2 separate regions of the Homo sapiens genome follow, and region 2 is linked to region 1. The links are chromatin contacts, found by Hi-C or POLR2A ChIA-PET in ENCODE. All regions are on one chromosome and are shown on one strand. The core of a region is the stretch at or near the end of the contact, and the rest is flanking DNA. Distances in the headings are between cores, read along the strand shown. Region 1 has its middle 26 kb from the start of CCT8. Region 2 overlaps LINC00189 (long intergenic non-protein coding RNA 189).

The links. A loop is a pair of places that touch in the nucleus more often than their neighbours do. ChIA-PET counts read pairs that join two places held with the same protein, here RNA polymerase II (POLR2A). Pooled maps may share reads with other maps.
Region 2: a loop to region 1 is called in a pooled map, with 3 times the contacts of the local background. The contact joins two enhancer-like sites. A Hi-C loop is called at or near these places in 4 of 168 maps with a recorded cell type or tissue (endothelial cell of hepatic sinusoid, endothelial cell of umbilical vein, naive thymus-derived CD4-positive, alpha-beta T cell and 1 more) and 10 of 50 pooled maps. POLR2A ChIA-PET finds 5 or more read pairs at or near these places in 4 of 52 experiments (B cell, OCI-LY7, activated B cell and 1 more).

The regions. Positions count from the first base shown.
Region 1 is chr21:29,096,448-29,102,892 of GRCh38, forward strand. It overlaps a transcript of MAP3K7CL not described here. Among named protein-coding and RNA genes, the nearest start is that of CCT8, 26 kb to the left of the region's middle. RefSeq lists enhancers at 3,521-3,815, 3,643-3,692. Within about 2 kb of position 3,689, at least 3 of the 41 ENCODE cell types and tissues checked have a DNase peak (open chromatin) inside an H3K27ac peak, as active enhancers do; they include B cell, where a contact is called at or near this core.
Region 2 is chr21:29,194,584-29,201,028 of GRCh38, forward strand. The region is part of intron 1 of LINC00189 (long intergenic non-protein coding RNA 189); the gene reads left to right. Among named protein-coding and RNA genes, the nearest start is that of LINC00189, 4.3 kb to the left of the region's middle. RefSeq lists enhancers at 1,443-2,642, 1,900-2,139. Within about 2 kb of position 1,893, at least 17 of the 41 ENCODE cell types and tissues checked have a DNase peak (open chromatin) inside an H3K27ac peak, as active enhancers do; they include B cell, where a contact is called at or near this core.

The DNA of each region.
Region 1 (6,445 bases), core at 2,439-4,938:
GCAGGTGAATGACCTACATCTAAAAGTCAGGTAGGACCTCCTTAAGACAATGATGTTTAAGCTGAGATCTGAAGGCAATGGCTCCAGGCAGAGGGATGATATATTCCAAGGCCCAGGGATGAAAGAGCACAGTGACCAGATTGTGTTCAAGTATGGTTGAGCACAGAGAGTGAAAGGGAGCATGGCTATGAGTTTGGAGAGGCACTATATTCAACAGGACACATTTGATTACAGGTGCCAGAAGCCAACTCATAGAAGCTTATGTATAAAAGAGAAATTGTTGGTTTACTGAACTGGGAAGTCCGTTGGGTAGAGCTGGCCTCAGGCAGAGAAATGAAATCATCCGATCTATCTCTTTGCTCTCTTCCTCTCTTCTACTTCCCTCCATGTGCTGCTCTTATTCTTCCCCATTTCAGGAGCGCTTCCTTCATATGGTTGGGAAATGACAGAGTATGATTACAGGTAGTTCAAGGTTTACAGCAACCCAGTTTAGCAACTGAAAAGAAAAAGGAGGTCACCTTTCTTTCAGAACGCGTTTAAAATCTCGGCTAAGAACTCTGATAGGAACTTGGAAGAGCACCATTTTTAATCCTAGGCTAACGATTGTGGCTGGGGGATGAGAGGAGTATTGTGATTGGCTGTCCCACCAAAATCACAAGTAGGGGTAAGGGATACTACCTTAGTGGGAAAGGAGTTGCAGTTATCAGGAAAAGAGGGACACATAATACTGGGCAGACAGAACCCAAAAATATTCACTCAGAGTATCTAGTAGGAATTTGGAGGGAGTATGCATACTATGGTAAGCATGGTTTTTCCTAACTGCAGCATAGATGGTAAGTTTAGTTTTGAAGAAACTGAAGTGTCTATAAGCTATAGGGTAGTAGATAGATATTTAGAACTTATTATCCAAAGAAAAATAAGAAGAGAGGGGAAGAAAAGAGAAAAACGCTCTTATAAATAAAAAATATTACTATTGTTCATAAAACATAGGAGGTAGAACAAAATTAAAATTTATTTTAAATTTTATTATTGCCACTGCAATTCCCCTTACGTCAACCTTGATATACCTTTTAAATATTTAAGGTGTAATGATTACTTCAGTTCTTAGGCCAATAGATAGTCAGATTTGCTACATAGTCTCCCTTACAAGTTTTTTTTTTATTAGTCATTTCTTCTGTAGACATTATGGTCAAATAACACGATATGTAGTTATCATAGCAATTGATTTCACATAAATTAAGCCAAGGAGCAACATAATGAAAACATGCAAAGATATAATTTATATGATGTTTTTAATTGGTCAGAAATGGCTTACTGACTAATGTTATAATATTGGGATTAATAGAAGTAGAAAGAATGTTGATTTCTACCCCCCGCACCCAGATTTTAGCTCAATTAACATAAACTGGTTGAACAGTTAAGGTTGGACAACATCATAAAAAATGTGTGTGGGGACAAACTGTACATTCTATAAACTGTTGTGTCTGTATAATTTGAAGGAATTATAGGGAAAAAATCTAGGTTGTATATTACCTAGATTTGCGCTAATATGATAGCTATATAACTTTGAATTAATTATAATTAAATAAAATAAAAAATTTAGTTTCTTGGTCATGCTAGCCATACTTCAAGTGCCAAGAGGCACATGAGGCTCATGTCTACCATACTGGACAATAACCATCTAGGACATTTCCATTATCACAAAAAGTTCTGTTGGAGAGCACCAGTCTACACAGCACCAGCAAGTCAGTTCCCTTTCTTTGGAATGAAATAAGCTAAATAAAATTTTTAAGAGGGATTTTTCTCTCCGTGTGCTCCACAGTAAGCACTGTCAACTCTATGTTTAAGATGCATCCCAAATCTACCCACTTCTCTTTTTTTCTACTGTTACTCTCTGAGCCTGAGCCATTTTTATCTCCCATCTGGACAACTTCAATAGTCTCCTGACTCACCCCTCTATTTCCATTCTTTCAATTTATATATGGTCTCCATGGAGCAGCTGGAATGATTTTTAAAAAACACGTACTGGTTTTAAATTTCTTGAGAAAAAAAGGAATGTGAAAGAAGGACACAATATTTTCTGAATTTCCATTACTTGTGCCACTGTGCACCGTTCTTTCAAAGAAGCGATCTTCTTTAATCTTTACAATAATAAAGGAAAAGGGAGGTATTATAATTCCTTTTTGCAAAGGCGGAAATTAGGACTCAGAGAGGGCAAATAACTAGCTTGTGTTCACCTAGCTAGTAAGTGGCAAACCCTTTGAAGAAATGAATGGATGATTTAAACAGCCAAGTCCTAAGCTTTCTACTAGACTACCTCGCCAAACATTATTAAGCACTGAAGGAGATTTGTTACTGGGCTTCTTCCTTTTGAGGAAGAGAGAAATTCTTTGTATCTTTCTCTACCTTATCTGCTCATTTATCTGGACTTTGCCTCCTCAGTTATGAGTATAGCAGTCCCCTCAGGGTGAAGTTGAAGGTCTCTATTCTTTTAATTCTCAAAGATGCCAAAGTGGCAGGTACAGTTTTGACCCCATATGGAAAGGGTCTCCTCCCAACCAAGTTGGGCTTGCTCTTCCACGGTTTAGGGCAGTGGTTCACTCATTTTTAGGTCTGAGGCACAGTTTAAAATACTAGCTTTCTTTTCTTTTCTTTTCTTTTTGAGACAGGGCCTGCTCTTTCCCCCAGGCTGGAGTTCAGTGGTGTAATCATGGCTCACGGCAGCTTTGACTTTCTGGGCTCAAGCAATCCTCCCACCCCAGCTTCCCAAGTAGCTGGGACTACATGTGTACACCACTGTACCCAGCTAATTGATTTTTTTTTTTTTTTTTTTTTTTTGTAGAGACGGGATCTTGCCATGTTGCCCAAGCTGATCTTGAACTTCCGGGTTCAAGCCATTTTCCTGCCTTGGTCTCCCAAAGTGCTGAGATTACAGGCATGAGCCACTGCGCCCAGCTAAAATACTAGTTTTTGAAGGCATTTAAAGGAGTTGAAAGATTCAAAACAGCTCACACACAAAAAGCCAGTATAATAACAACAAATTATAATAAAATAAAACATCTCAATATATATAAGTACAGCCATGGTTATCATGGTTGTTATTACGCCCTTCCCCTGCTTTGTTCCACATGTTCCATCTGCCTAGCCTCACTGTATTTAAGAGTCTGTGTACTGAGTTGTAGCAAAAGTATGTTGTATTCCTTTTATTATCTTTATTGCAGCTGGAAGGATCTCTGTGAAGATATTGCAACATAACAGTTGGTCAGAGCAGGTTAGAAACCTCTTCTTCCTTTCCTCTTAAGAAACAGATCTCTATCTTCCTGTGACAGACTAATTTAAAAAAAACAAAAAAGGGGCCGGGCGCAGTGGCTCACGCCTGTAATCCCAGCACTTTGGGAGGCCGAGGCGGGCGGATCACGAGGTCAGGAGATCGACACCATCCTGGCTAACACGGTGAAACCCCGTCTCTACTAAAAATACAAAAAATTAGCCGGGCGTGGTGGCGGGCGCCTGTAGTCCCAGCTACTCGGGAGGCTGAGGCAGGAGAATGGCGTGAACCTGGGAGGCGGAGCTTGCAGTGAGCCGAGATCACGCCACCTCACTCTAGCCTGGGCGACAGAGCGAGACTCCGTCTTTAAAAAAAAAAAAAAAAAAAAAGGAAATGGATCTCCTCCTCCCACCTTTGTCCTCTGAGCGGCAGCCCGAATGAATAGGAAGCTGTCAGCATCAGCCACGTATGCCCTGGAGAGTCACAAGCCTCACTGGTTTTCGGCATGGCTGCCTTTCTTCATCTCAATTGAGTAATCTTCAAACCCTTGTTTCCCCACTCCACATTTCTTAGTATAAATATCATTTCAGTTCGCTTCTTGGGCTACGGATAAAGCAGAGGAGGGGTATGAAATTTTAGAAAAATAGAGATGAATACTTTGTTTCAGTCCTTAATTTTACTGATGAGGAAACTGACTACTAAGAGGTTGCAGTAACTTTCCCAAAGTCATACAGCTAGTTAGAGTGTGGATTTCAGAGCCACACTGGATTTAACTTCCAGTGCTGTCATTTACTAGCTGTTTTGAGTTTGGGAAAGTCATGTAAATATTCTGAGTCTCCGTTTTCTCTGTAAAATGAAGATGATAATAGTTAGATCACAGAGTTGTTGGTTATTGCAAACTATTACGCATCACCTGGAAAAGTGTAGTAGTTATCTATTACGGTGTTACAGATAACCCCAACATTAGCAGCTTAAAACAGCAAACTTTTTTTTTTTTTTTTTTTTTTTTTTTGAGATGGAGTCTCTCACTCTTGTCACCCAGGCTGGAGTGCAATGGCACGATCTCGGCTCACTGCAAGCTCCACCTCCTGGGTTCCCACCATTCTCCTGCCTCAGCCTCCCGAGTAGCTGGGACTACAGGTGCCCGCCACCACACCTGGCTAATTTTTTGTATTTTTAGTAGAGACAGGGTTTCACCGGGTTAGCCAGGATGGTGTCGATCTCCTGACCTCGTGATCCGCCCGCCTCGGCCTCCCAAAGTGCTGGGATTACAGGCATGAGCCACTGCGCCCGGTCCCTCTTTTTTTTTTTTTTTAATTAGTCTGTCACAGGAAGATGGAGGTCTGTGGATCTGGGATTACAGGCATGAGCTACCGCGCGTGGCCGCAAACATTTTTTATCTTACGATTTCTGTGGGTCAGCAATCTGGGTGTGGCTTCGCTGGATACCTCAGGCTCAGCATCTACTACAAAGCTGCATGATAGGTCATGCAAAATGCCATTTACATGGGTGTGAAAAGCAGGAAGTGGAATCATTGGAGACCATTTTCCAGGCTGTCTAGCACAGAGTATCTGCTTCATAATGATTGATTTGGGATTAGATACTGGGTCAAGTAATAATGTCACCCACACAGATTATTGGATCAATGTTCACCTGAAGGCTTTGTTCTCAGCCTGGTCTTGTTTAACATGTTTGTTTTGTTTTGTTTTTTTGAGACGGAGTCTCGCTCTGTCACCCAGGCTGGTGTGCAGTGGCGCCATCTCTGCTCACTGCAAGCTCCACCTCCCGGATTCAGCCATTCTCCTGCCTCGGCCTCCTGAGTAGTTGGGACTACAGGCGCCCGCCACCATGCCCAGCTAATTTTTTGTATTTTTAGTAGAGACGTGGTTTCACTGTGTTAGCCAGGATGGTCTCGATCTCCTGACCTCATGATCCACCTGCCTTGGCCTCCCGAAGTGCTGGGATTACAGGCTTCAGGCACCGTGCCCGGCCACATTTAACATTTTTATCAGTGACTTAGATGATGATATAAAACAATAGTATCTAATTTTTCTTGATTATGTGTCAGTAAAAACTTGTAAGTGTTCACTTCAAATATATATATTTATTTATAAGTTAACACATGTGCCAGTGTTAATCTATTAACTAATAGTGACTTACTTTCATTCATTCTTTAGATTTAAAAAGTTACAAATAGAAGTTCCATTATTTTTTCACCTGAATCCCAAAGGATTCTTATGTACTCTCTGGGTGTGCAAAACCCACCAACAGAGAAAGTGACTGAGAGATGGAGAATGTGGTGGATGTCACAGTCAGGATCTAAAGAAAGTACCAAGATTGGGGCTAAATCATGTAAACAATCAACATCCCAGGGGCACTGCTGGCACATGAATCACATTGTGGGGATCCTTGCAGAGGTGCCCTCTTTGAGCAGAAGAAAGACAAAGATTATCTCCTTCTTTAGGGAACAGAGTGTGGCGAACTGAGTCCAGGTTGGATTTCAGTCACTTCTCATCTGTGCCTCTTCTTGTGCAGTGCACAAAAGGTACAACAATCCATGGAGACCTGTGGCTTTCCATTAACAAAGAGGCCGTTCTTGGAATTTCAAGTCAGTTGACTTAACTGAGGCTCAAGAAACAGAAAAATTAAGTATATGGTGGAAACAAGCCTCAGAAATAAGGCTAAATCTCAGCTTTTTAAGACATAGATCACACATTTGGCCAAGATATCAAGACTGACTTGATTCTCTCTCTCTCTCTCTCTTTTTTTTTTTTTTTTTTTTTTAAACACAGGGTCTCGCTATGTTGCCCAGGCTGGTCTGGAACTCCTGAGCTCAAGAGATCCTCCCTCCTCCGCCTCTCAAAGTGCTGGGATTACAGGCATGAGCCACCGTGCCTGGCTGAAATTGAATTGATTCTATGACCTTCTTGTTTTCATCTTTTTAGCCCCAAAAGGGGGGAGACTAGGTTCCCTTTTTAAAAGTGTGGACTGGATAAATGACTCAATTCTAAAGAATAAAATATGACGGAATATGTATAATTAGGTCATAGAATGCCTCATGGCTTCTTTCTTATTCTCTCTTGGATTATGGACTCTGGGGGAAGCTGCCATGTGGTGAGGGCACTCAAGCAACCCTATAGAGGGGTCCATGTAATGAGGAACTCAGGTCTCCTGCTA
Region 2 (6,445 bases), core at 643-3,142, 96 kb after region 1:
AATCAGAGGCAAACAAAGGCACAGATAACCCAGACGGATGAGCTAGACAAAGCATTTCACCTTTTTTCTCTACGTATTCTTTCTTTACCAGGGTGATTTTGGTGCATCTGACACCTTTTCAATGATTAATAAATCAAGATCCAGAAATTAGTGAATAAAATTAAGTATTGGGGACTGTAGGGGGAAAACATTTCTCTCTACTCTGCATATCTTTTAGCTGGGGCAGACCGCCGCAACAAAAGACTGATTAACGAGGGAAAAAAGGACGTTTCATAACGTGTATCTTCTGTATACCTGGGAGAAACTTAGAGAAATGAGCAAATCTCAAAGACATGGCTTTGAATTCAGGCTTAAATCCTATCTTCCACTGAAACAAAGACAGAAGGGTGAGGGGAAGGCCAGTTATGGTGAGACGCCCAGGAAAACACAGTAAGCAAAGGTCAAGTTTGTTATGCAGATCTAAGTTGGTGCCTTCTCCACTGAGTCTCTAATGATTTAGTCATCCTTCTCATCCTGGTACAGAGAGGAAGACACTTACAAATGGAGATTTCCTTTACAGATATACATTTTTCTTACAAAAGGGTAACTTTTACTCTGTTTTCAGAGCTTCTCCTGTGTCTGCAATTTCTCAAAATACCTCAAAATAATCCTTATGCCAAACAGGCATATTTTCATCTCCTACAGGTCAAAGATATTCACATTCAAGAGTTTGGGAATGAAATTCATTTTGGATAATAATATAAAAATCAAGGTTTCTTTTGAGGGCATGGCGTTAACTAATTACAATTTGACACAAAAATGGAACTGTCATTCTATTTTCTGTACATGGTCCATGAAATACAACATGAGAATTTGGAATGATTTGGGTCAGTTATCCAACTACCAGCAATCTCCTTGTAACTCACAGATCCCCCTCTATAATAATCACAATGATAATAACAGCAATAATAATAAAAACTGTGACACCTGAGTCTTATTGATCCCTTAACAGGTGCCAGACGCCGTGCTAGGTGTTTTAGCTATAATTTCTTAAATTGAATTTCCATAATAGCATATACAGTGGATGTAATTATGCTAATTTGTGAAATAGCAGTTCATGCCTTCCTTCCTCTCAGCCCCTCTTTTCAATAAAGTAAAAAAAATTTAAGCAAACAAGTTTCATTGAATGATCTCGATTATAGTATTTCAAAAGCGTGGTTCAGGGAACTAAACAGCCATCCTTCTTTGGCTATGGTTTCCTCAACAACTTGGCTTCTTTCCCCTCAGTTTGAGAAGTTATATATAACTTTATGTAATCACTGATGTTTAATTTCTGTGAAATGCTTTAAAAAGCTCACAAGATATAAAACTCTCATTTATTCCCCTTTTTATAAGTGGAAAGACTTGAAGAGGACTTGAGTCCTTTGCTTTTACAGAGTTAGGGTCTAGAGCTGTTGACTTCTAGCCATTCAGAGAGAAAACATCTGAAAGAGTTATGCAGTGAAATCACAAAGCAAACATTGTTTGGGGAACTAAGATAGTATCTAGACTACACACACTGAAAAGCGAATTTATGTCCACACTTATTTTCTTCTTTGCACTCCTCTCTCTCCTTTCTTCTTCGTCTCTGTTCTCTTTATCCACTTCATATGCTGCAAGAGACATTTAGTACCTGACTACACAAAAAGAAATGTGCTGAGTTTGACTTTCTTTTTTGCATACACTAGGGAACTAATTTTAGCGTATGTTGCATTCTTTTATAAATGACTTTTTTTTGGCTGTCTTAGAGTTCTAAACTCTCGCTATCGTGCTGTGCATTTTTATTTCCCTGCTTTGCACTGTGGCAGAAAGAAAGCAAAAAGCCATCACTACACTAGGGGCGCCCTCTAAATAAAGACGGCTTTCCCCAGGTCTGACTGTGACTTTCCCCCACCCCACTAATGGAAAGGGTTAGAAAAAGGAAGTAGCATGAGTCACTGCTATTGCCACACCCTCAGGAAAACCCCTGCTCCATCTTCCTCTTGTGCTACGATGACTCTTTCTAGCCAAGGTCCTGGGTCACAGGAGCAAAGTTTTCAAAACATACTCATGAGTTTCTGGAGGAATGCAGTGTCGAACTGATTGACAACAACAAGAATCAAAACAAGGTTAGATACCAAAAAATAAAAATAAAAAATTATTTGACTGAAAAATAGAAGAATGGGTCTGATCCAAACATTCATTTATGAGCTGGTTGTTTGAAAGTGAAAACGTAGTTTCCATTTTTTACATATACATCCTCGATGATTGTTAGGACTGCTAGACTATCCACTCAAGGCTATCCTACACCCAAATGGCTGAGGTGCGTGTAATATTGTTTCTGTGGGGAAGGTTCAGTTGGCTTTCCTGTTTGGTTACCAGGGACATATTTTCCCATCCTTCACCACGGTTCTAACAGCTGGTGGGGTGATGTTCCTTTAGCCATTTGGCTGGGCAATGAGAATAGGACTTCTGGAGACAAAAATACTTGCCACAGAGATAAATCTGGGAAGGAAGAGGGGAAAACCCTGATTTCTGTTGTGGAGGAGAGAAGGTAATTTTGATATGGACAGAAGACAGGGAAATATTGGGTAGAAGAGGGTGGTTCCCCAGCAAAGTCCCAACCCTCAAGCCTTGAGACCCGTGGCCGTAAGTGGGAACAGGCATTATGTGCCCCAAAAGTTGCCTTTTGGCTCGCCATGCCCCTCCATCCTGTACCCATATAAACCCTGAACCCCAGGCTCCAGAAGCAGATGAGCAGATGAGGAGACAAGCAGACAAACAGCGCAGCAGAGAAAGAGAGAAGAGAAGGAACATCTGAACGCTGAGAGGAGCTCAGCTGGGGGTGGTTGGAGGGGAGTTTGACTGCTGGATGGCCAAACTCCAGGGGAAGATCATCTTCCCACTCCATCCTCCTCCCAGCTCCCCATCCATCCTGCTGAGAGCCACCTCCATCACTCAGTAAAACCCCACATTCATCCTTCAAGCCCGTGGGTCACCTGATTCTTCTGGGATGCTGAGCAAGAGCTAGGGATACAGAAAGCTGCCATACTGGTCCTCTGCCCTTGCAAAAAGGGGCCGCAGGCACCCACCCCTAGATACGGGGCTGGAGCCCAAGGCACTTGCCCCAGCTCCTACACCTGTCAGTCTGTGTGTTTCCCCTCCCATCAGGGGTTTGAGCAATGGTGACAACTGAAGAGCAGTGGTGTCGACTGAACAGGCGAGCCATACCTCTGTTGCATGTCCTGCGAGAGGGATCAGGAAACTTTCCCGTTTCAATCTGGGGCAACTGCCTGGGTCATTTCTGTCACTAGGGATGGGAAAATAGAGGAGAGGCAGGAGAAAATGTGGGGCAGTGGGAAGTGATGGTCTTGGTGAGGAACAGAATGAAAAGTCATACCTTCTAGGAGAGTGAGGACTGGTTTGCTGTCCTCACTTGTAGGTGTCAAGTGGTGTCGCATTGTAATTTTTATTTGTATTTCCCTAATGACAAGCACGTTTTTATGTACTCATTGGCCATTTGGACATATTTGAAGACATGTCTATCAAATTGTTTATTTCTTAATTGGGTTGTCTTTTTATTGTTAATCTCTAGGAGTTCTTCATATATTCTGCATTGTATATTCAGTCTTTGATTATATATATTATTTGCACATATATTTTTCCAATTCTGTGCGTTGTCTTTTTGTTTTATTGATTGTGTCCTTAGAAACGGGGTTTTTGATTTCTATGAAATCCAATTTATCTGCTTTTTCTTTTGTTGCTTGTACATTTGGTGTTATATCTGTGTATTAGTCCCTTTTCACACCACTGATAAAGACATACCCATGACCAGGCATGGTAGCTTGCACCTGTAATCCCAGCACTTTGGGAGGCCAAGGTGGGTGAATCACTTGAGGTCAGGAGTTCAAGACCAGCCTGGCTTAGATGGTGAAACCCCATCTCTACTAAAAATACACACAAACACACAAAATTAGCTGGGCATTGTGGCACATGCCTGTAATCCCAGTTACTTGGGAGGCTGAGGCAGGAGAATAGCTTGAACCCAGGAAGTGGAGGTTGTAGTGAGCTGAGATTGCACCACTGCATTCCAGCCTGGGCAACAGAGCTAGACTCCATCTCAAAAAAAAAAAAAAAAAAAAAAAAAAAAAAAAGACATACCCGAGATTGGGTAATTTACAAAAGAAAGAGGTTTATTGGACTCGAAAGTTCTATGTGGCTAGGATGGCCTTACAATCATGGCAGAAGGTGAAAGTCACATCTCACATGGCGGCAGACAAGAGAAGAGTGAGAGCCAAGCAAAAGGGGTTTCCCCTTATAGAACCATCAGCTCTCATGAGACTTATTCACTACCATGAGAATAGTATGGGGGAAGCTCCCCCCATGATTCAAGTGTCTCCCACTGGGTCCCTCCCACAACACAACAGAATTATGGGAGCTACAATTCAAGATGAGATTTGGCTGGGGACACAGCCAAACAGTATCAGTCTGTAAACCAAAAATAAAATTCTAAGCCCTTCAACCATCTGAATGAACCACTCCTCTTGGCCAAGGGCATTCCAAAGTTAACCTGAAAAACTAGTTCAGGCCATGATGGGAAGGGAGGGTCAGAAGTGCCTCATTATATATCCTCTTCCCTTTTGGAATTCAGGAAAAGCCTTCCAGCACTAACATCAACACAGACCTTAAGTCTTACAAGAAACATTTACCATCTATTCTCTCTGAAGCCTCCTACCTGGAGGTTTCATCTGCATGATAAAACTTTGGCCTCCACCATCACTTATCTTAACCTAGACATTCCATTCTATTAATTTCAGGTCTTTAGATAATAGCTTAACTCTTTCAACCAATTGCCAATCAGAAAATCTTTAAAATCTACCTATGAGCTGGAAGCCCAACTTCAAGTTGTCCTGCCTTTCTAGATCGAAACAAAGTACATCTTACATGTATTGACTGATGTATTATGTCTCCCTAAAATAGATAAAAGCAAGCTATACTCGACCACCTTGAGCACATGCCATCATGACCTCCTGAGGCTGTGTCACGGGTGCATCCTTAACCTTGGCAAAATAAACTTTCTAAATTTATTGAGACCTGTCTCAGGTACCTTTGGATTCACAAATCTAAGAAACCATTGCCTAACCCAATGTCATGAAGATTTACTCTTATGCTTTCTTCTAAGACTTTTTTTTTTTTTGAGACAGAGTCTCACTCTGTCACCCAGGCTGGAGTGCAGTGGCACCATGTCGGCTCACTGCAACTTTCATCTCCTGGGTTCAAGCAATTCTCCTGCCTCAGCCTCCTGAGTAGCTGGGATTACAGGCACCCACCACCATGCCTGGCTAGTTTTTATATTTTTAATAGAGATGGGGTTTCACCATGTTGGCCAGGCTGGTCTCAAACTCCTGACCTCAGGTGATCCACCCACCTTGGCTTCCCAAAGTGCTGGGATTATAGGCATGAGCCACCATGCCCGGCCTCTTCTAAGACTTTTATAGTTTTACCTCTTATATTTAGGTCTATGGTTGACTTTTATAGTTTTACCCCTTATGTTTAGGTCTATGAATTTTTGTATATGGTGTGAAGTAGGGCTTCAAATTTATTCATTTGCATATGGATATTTAGTTGTCCCAGCACCATTTGTTGAAAATACTACTGTTTCTTCATTAAATTTTCTTGACATCTTTGCTGAAAAATCATTTGACCTATAAATGTAAGAGTTTATTTCTGAATCCAATTCTATTCTGTTGATCTATATGTCTATGCTTATGCCAGTACTACATTATCTTAGTCACTGCAGTTTTCTAATAAGTTTTGAAACTGATAAGCCTAAGTCCTACAATTCCAGGTTGTTTTGGTTATTGTGGTTCCTTTGAGTTCTTATACAAATTTTAGGATTGGCTTGTCAATTTCTGAAAAAACATAGCTGAGATTTTGAGAAGGATTGAGTTGAATATGTGGATTAATTTGTGAAATATTGCCACCTTAACAGAAGTAAGTCTTCTGATCCATGAACATGAGGTATCTTCCCATTTATTTAGATCTTCTTTAACTTCTTTCAATGATCTTTTACAGATTTTCAGTGTACAAGTCTTTTACTTAAAAAAAATTATTCCTGAGGTTTTCTTTTATACTTTTGCAAACAAAATTGTTTTTTATTGTATTTCTTATTGTTTATTGCTATTTTATAGAAATAAAATTCATTTCCGTAAATTGATCTTCTATTCTGCAACCTTATTATGCTGGTTTGTTAGATTCTTATAGTTTTTTGGTAGATTTTCCTTAGGATTTTATATATACAAGATTACATCATCTGCAGATAGAAACAATTTTACTTCTTCCTTTGTAATCTGTCAAGTCTGTATTCTTTTTTATGTGCAGCCACTGAAGTCTCTGCCTAGTCTGATTAGCAGTCAGCTAATTATTAGACAGAGATTTTCTTAAATGC